2 separate regions of the Homo sapiens genome follow, and region 2 is linked to region 1. A link is a loop called in an ENCODE intact Hi-C map of the cell type or tissue named here. Cell type or tissue: endothelial cell of umbilical vein. All regions are shown on one strand. Links, peaks and the distances in the headings refer to the core of each region. The heading gives the core; the rest is flanking DNA.

What was found. Hi-C counts contacts between places; a loop is a spot of excess contacts. Peaks named below come from ENCODE experiments on the same cell type or tissue, not always from the same donor. Only the 100,000 strongest peaks of a DNase experiment are listed, where the experiment ranks them.
Region 2: it touches region 1 in a loop (3-fold over the local background); 3 of 110 quality-filtered maps call a loop at or near these places.

What each region holds. Positions count from the first base shown.
Region 1 is chr6:135,629,266-135,632,188 of GRCh38, reverse strand. All of the region lies in intron 2 of AHI1-DT (AHI1 divergent transcript), which reads right to left. It overlaps LINC02524 (long intergenic non-protein coding RNA 2524), which reads left to right. Exons shown (of 3, transcript NR_183501.1): 2 at 1,756-2,232. Among named protein-coding and RNA genes, the nearest start is that of LINC02524, 4.0 kb to the left of the region's middle. In endothelial cell of umbilical vein, for the core only: no CTCF peak of the experiment used is centred there; a DNase peak (open chromatin) is centred at 1,208; H3K27ac peaks cover 1,560 bases.
Region 2 is chr6:135,567,160-135,570,082 of GRCh38, reverse strand. All of the region lies in intron 2 of AHI1-DT (AHI1 divergent transcript), which reads right to left. Among named protein-coding and RNA genes, the nearest start is that of LINC02524, 66 kb to the left of the region's middle. RefSeq lists a silencer at 1,530-1,579. In endothelial cell of umbilical vein, for the core only: no CTCF peak of the experiment used is centred there; a DNase peak (open chromatin) is centred at 1,532.

The DNA of each region.
Region 1 (2,923 bases), core at 267-2,766:
GAAAACATAAACTGTTCTATGTGATAAAAGCCAGTTACACTAGTCATGTATTTTAATAAAGCCATCATAAATTACTAACTTTTAATAAAAAATTTTAAAAAGCCATGTGTGCCCATTTTTGCAGGCAATTCAATAATAAACACAGCTGTTGCACTGAGACGCCTCAGTAACTGCTCTAATTAGTCATTTTTGAATCTGTGCTCCCATAAAATATTTCTGGCACTGTGTGCTAAACATTGTACATGGCACATCTCACTGAATTCTCACAAAAATCCTTTGTGATAGGAGCTAATATTGTCACCATTCCTTTACATAAGGAAACTGAAGCTCAGAAAGATGAAGTAACTCTCCCAGGGTGACATGACTAGCAAGAAATAAAACTGTAATTCATATCCACACCTCATCCAAATCCCTTGTCTTTAATTTCTATGTTTATATGGTCTCTCACTTGGGAATAAGAACTTCTTCCTTTTTCAAACACTTAATATTGCCCCACCATCACAAGAAGTCACCAGCATCAGGAGAGGTGGCAGGCCATCTTAGGGAGGCCACAGAAACTATGGTCCTCTTCCCATGCCCTACAAGAGAGATACACATTTAAATAATTTAAATATTTAAGGCTCACTCTACTTCTTAAAATATGCAGCTTTATACAGTGTTTAAGAACTTCAAAGGTAAACCTAAGTTCACGGCCCTGGTTAACAAATCATTCTCTCTGCTTCAGAGCTGTGATCGACAGCAATTCCCTTTAACTGGAATGATTATACCCTTCCCTCCACTCAAAGCATAACTTTATGCTTTTTCTCTTGGACTCTCTTCAAGACTGTCCTTCTCAATGAAGTGATTCCTGAATGACCTTAACTGACCCCAGGGCAAAAAAATAATGTTTGCTTATTTCCACCAAGGGCACCCCATGCTCCGGAAGAGCTGGGTGTATCTTTGTTTCTCTCCCCTGAGTAAGTCAGTATCAGTCCTGTCTACCTTATTACACTGGTGCCCCAAAAGCAAAGATTCTACAGTGAGTGTGTTCTCAGTAGTTATGACTTAAATCCAGACTAAAATGCTACAGATGATTGTGTCATTCTGCTGAAAAGCAAAGTTCTGTTCACAGGGTCACCAAATCCTTTCCCGCTTTAGGTGTTTGCTATTACTGGCTGCCCCGCAGTCCTGTGCCACCTCCCAGACCAGGAAGCACATGCTGTTTCCTATCCCTCCTGCTACTCTGCAGGAAATGCTTGGCTTTGAGTAATCAGGGATGCATTGGCTGGAAATGCTAGTGGTGGAGACAGAGCGGAGGCTGACACCAAATCCAGACAGCGTAAGGACTTTTCCCTAGCCAGGTGTTTGACTTTCTACATTTCCTCCTGCTGTTCCGCCTCTAAGTCCTGTCTACACATAAATAGTCATCTAGTCCAGTTAGATGTGAAGTCTAAATACTAAGTGATATTAAGTATTTTTACTAGTAAAATACCCTGAATCATCATATTAAAATGATTTTCTGGTCCCAAATGCTGTTTACAATTCAATTCTAAATTGTTACTATCCGCCTAAAATCAGGAGGCATTTTGTAACTATCAAACAGCAAGAACGTTTCCATGGTTCCGTTAGGAAAAACAACATAAAATTCTAACTCACTTTAATTCTATATCCACCAACAGTAAACAAACTATTCACAGGAAGAAAACAAATTGCTTTTGAGTCACAGAGGAAAGAGTAAGAGAAAATTGCTAATATTTATTGTGTGTTTATTACTAGGTCAACTCAGATTCTCCAAGAAGCAGGCACCAAGACAGAATTAGATGTGAAAGAAATACACTCAGAGAAATGCTCTTGAAGGATAAAGACGCCAAGGAGCAAGAGGAACTGTAAAAACCTCCAGATCATGTTGCTGTTTTCAATAGTTCTTTATATAGAACTAAATGAAATTGTCTGAGTTTTGACAATTATAATATTTTATTTCTGATTAATCAGAAAATAGTTTGCCATAAAAATTTATCACTTCTGATATTAGCACATAAATTTGTTTTTATTGTAATTTCAAAACTAATGTCAAGACTGAGCAAATCATAAGATGGAAGCACCTGTGAGTGCCTGGGACCCTCAAGATCATCAAATCCAGCTTTCCCTGCAGAGATGGTCTTTCAACTTTTGCCTGAACATCATCCTTGTGAGGGAAATCGTTTCATCACAAAGCAATCCAGTTTACTACTGGAACACTGCAATTATTTGAAGGTTTGTCTTTTTATTTCTTTTTATGTAGCCTTTAGGGAAAATCTTCCTACAGCCTTCCATCTAGAGCTATGAGAGGGGATACTGGAAGAAAGTTACTGAGTGCCCCCTTCTTCTCTGGCCTGGGCTAATGAACCCTAGTTCATCTCATGTTTTCTTCTATACAATTGTTTCTACAATAATAAACACCTCAGTCAACTTCCTCTAGATCTCCTATAATTTTTTTAATATCCTTCAAAATATATGGCAACCATAACTTGATTGTCCAGCCAAATGAAGCGACTACACTGAATACAGTAGGATAATCTAGTCTCTGTATTTCTCCTAATGAATTAGATTTTTGGCATCACATGTCACAACATTGCTTCATATGAATTGGTACTTAAAAGAAAACTCGACGCCATAGAACTACAAAATTAAATCCAGGAAGAACCTCAGAGACGATCTTCTTCCAACATCCTCTTTCTCAGATAAGGAAATTAAGGTTTTAAAAGATCTTGTGCCAAAAGTCACACAGTTGACTTGTGGCAGTTAAGATTAAATTTTAAAATTCCTAATGCAATGTTTTGTTTTGTTTTGTTTTCCTGCAAAGTGTGACTGAGCTTGTTCTCCCTACCCATCATCCACTTGTTTCTTAAGCTAAGTGCAAAATTTTACATTTATCCTTTTGTACATGCAATTTAGACTTTGTGAG
Region 2 (2,923 bases), core at 133-2,632, 62 kb after region 1:
CAGACTCCTCTCAGGGCCCCGTTTTGAGAAGCAGGTGCCAAGATGAGATTGGATGTGCAAGAAATTTACTGGGGGGAATGTCTGTGAAGGATAAAGGGGGCCAGACCAGGATTAGGCAGGGATAACTGTTTGCAGATATGACCTTTTGAAAGGAGAGGGAAGGGAGGATTGGGTAGAAAAGCCCCAGACCACAGCACAGTTCTGAGAAAGTTGTAGCCAGGCCAGTGGAGAGGGGAGTCCCACACAAAAGTTGTTCATTGGTACTAGGACAGGACTAGGCCCTAATACCCCAGCCATGTTCAGTCATTGGCCGAGAACAACCTAGGGGAAGCATGTTCTAAGCAGCTGTAGGAGCAGCAACTGAAGGCAATCCCCATGTGTCCTATAGCAGACTCTGTAAGGAGATCTGGGCTGCGCATCTTCATGGCCCACATTTGGTGGACTTTTTTTTTTTAGTTAACTTTTATTCTAAGTTCAGGGGTACATGTGCAGATTTGTTATGTAGCTAAACTTGTGTCATAGGGGTTTCTTGTGCAGATTATTTTGTCACACAGGTATTAAGCCTAGTACCTATTAGCTTATTTTTTTATTTAACTTTTAGGTGTATTTTAACATATTGAGAGATGAGAGAAGATCTGAAGTCCTGTGGGAAGTTTGGGAATAAATTAATGATGGCTGCATAGAAGACTAAACTTGACAAAAAGCAATTAGTATGAAAAATGAAAAGCTGTATAAGAAAGAAATAGGATCATAATTCACTATGGCTCAGTGGTGAATTATGTTTAAATAATCATAATAAGCAGGGAATTTAACCAAGAAAAATGTACCAAACTGATTTCATCAAAAGTCGCATTGGAAGGATAGGAAAAGGAAAGTGTGAACAGAGAAGTGGGCAGTAGAAGAGACCAAAATTCATATCTTCAGTAATATGAAGTCATTAGATAATTTTTATGAATTAAAATTGAAGAAATAATAGTATAAGATTATTTTAAAATATTACAGTAAACAATAAACATAACGACTACAATAATTGAAAGTATCTCCAGGGAACAGGAATCTGTGATGGGAAGGGTTTTAGCAGAGGACTGCTGGTTTTCTTTTTAAAGCTATGGTACTGTTGGAGTTTTTTAACTTTGTCAATGTTTGATTACAATATTAAAATTAAATTTTAAAAGGCAAATCAAGATCGTCCAATATTTAGTTGTACATCCTAATGAATGATACCAATTTTACGCAATTCTCAGGAATCCTGCTATTGCAGGAATATATTAATACTTAGGTTGTATATCTAGCTCATATTGATTAAAGGGACATGCTTTTACTCTCAGATTTCACTGGAAGTGTTTTAGCACGCAGAATTAAAAATATTACCTACCATGTCATTAAAATTTCAAGAGGAATGTTTTCAAGTCAGACAGTGGGGAGTTTTATGGGTTTTTAACTCACTTTCTGATAATACACACTTGGCTTTCGATTCACATGTGTCAGCTGTTATCAGCTGGCCATGTGCGTCACTGAGTTAGCTTTGTGGTATTATCTGTAGCCAAAGGAAACACAGAGGAAATCATTGCAGCAGCTCCACATATTTTAATCAGTTAGAAAAATCTGCTCCCCCACTGGTATTTTCACACATTTCCTCAACAGCAAGCCTATTCTATTATAGAAAAAAAGAAAAAGAAAAAGAAAACAAAAAAATTGTAATGGATTCTGATAGCTGCTAATTCAGCCTTAAAAACAGAATTTGTATAAACTCAATAATTCTGGAAAACCTTCGAGTTTCAAAATGTGCATAGATCTTTTCCATAATAGTGTAACTTACACTTTTGCTCAGAACCAGTTCCACGGTCTTCCCCTCTTTCTCCCACACTTGATCCAGGGAAAGACTCATCTTCCTGTAGGAAAAATCAAGCCCCCCTACCCAACCCCCCAAAAAAACAGGTCTTGTGGAAATCAATTTTATTAAAAAATGGTAGGCAATATCCATCATCATATATAACATGAATAAGTTCCTGCATAACACAAGGTGCTAGAATTGTTCAATTTAGTTTTCTATATCAAATTACTCTGCAATCTGAGCCCTTGCTCACCTAGGTAGGAAAGCAGCTGATCAATATCAGTCATTGGTACATACTTACTTCCACTCCCTTCAAGGGAGGGACTTTACAAGGATCCTAGGGCTGACAAGGTCCAGAGAAAAAGGGTGGGGGAGGGCAGGTTCTTATTCCATTGTGGTTGCCATCTTACCGTTCCTCATTTGAGTGCAGAACTCAGCCTGAGCACAATTCTCTTCCCCCATCTTTGAGAACTGGTAACATAGCAGCCCATAGAGAATCAGAGATGGGTCTGTCCCAGGTCCCTTCAGTGAGACATCTTCTCAACTACAGGTGCCAAGACTGCAGCTTCAAAGTTTTACCTTTACAAATGCCCTCAGGACAATCTTCCATGGGAATAATCAGCTCTTATTATTTTTTCTTTTTTCTGATAAGACTACTCCAATGGGGCGAGGAAGGGATTGTGTACAGGGATATTGCTCCTGTAAATTATTAATACCTTGCCCTGCCACACTTATTAAAATGCTTCCAGTTACTTGTTCAGTTTTTCTTAAGGTAATGAAAAGTAAGTGTATAAATGCTTATTTTCATGCCTGAAATAATTACAGTGATCCCTTGCCAACCATGGGGAGAAAAAGTTGCATGTGAAAAGTTCTGGGGCTGGCAGAATGGTTGGTTGACAATACTTCTTCGTGGAAAATAAAAGGTTTGACAGGAACAAAAAATTAAGGGCTAAATATATATAATACTTAAAAGCAGAGTAAATAAAAGTCTAGAATACGTCTTATCCAAAACAGGTCATATTTGTCATTGAAAACTTGTTCTGGCAGGAAGTCCTCTACCAGAGCACCTTTTGCATTTGTTCTAGAACT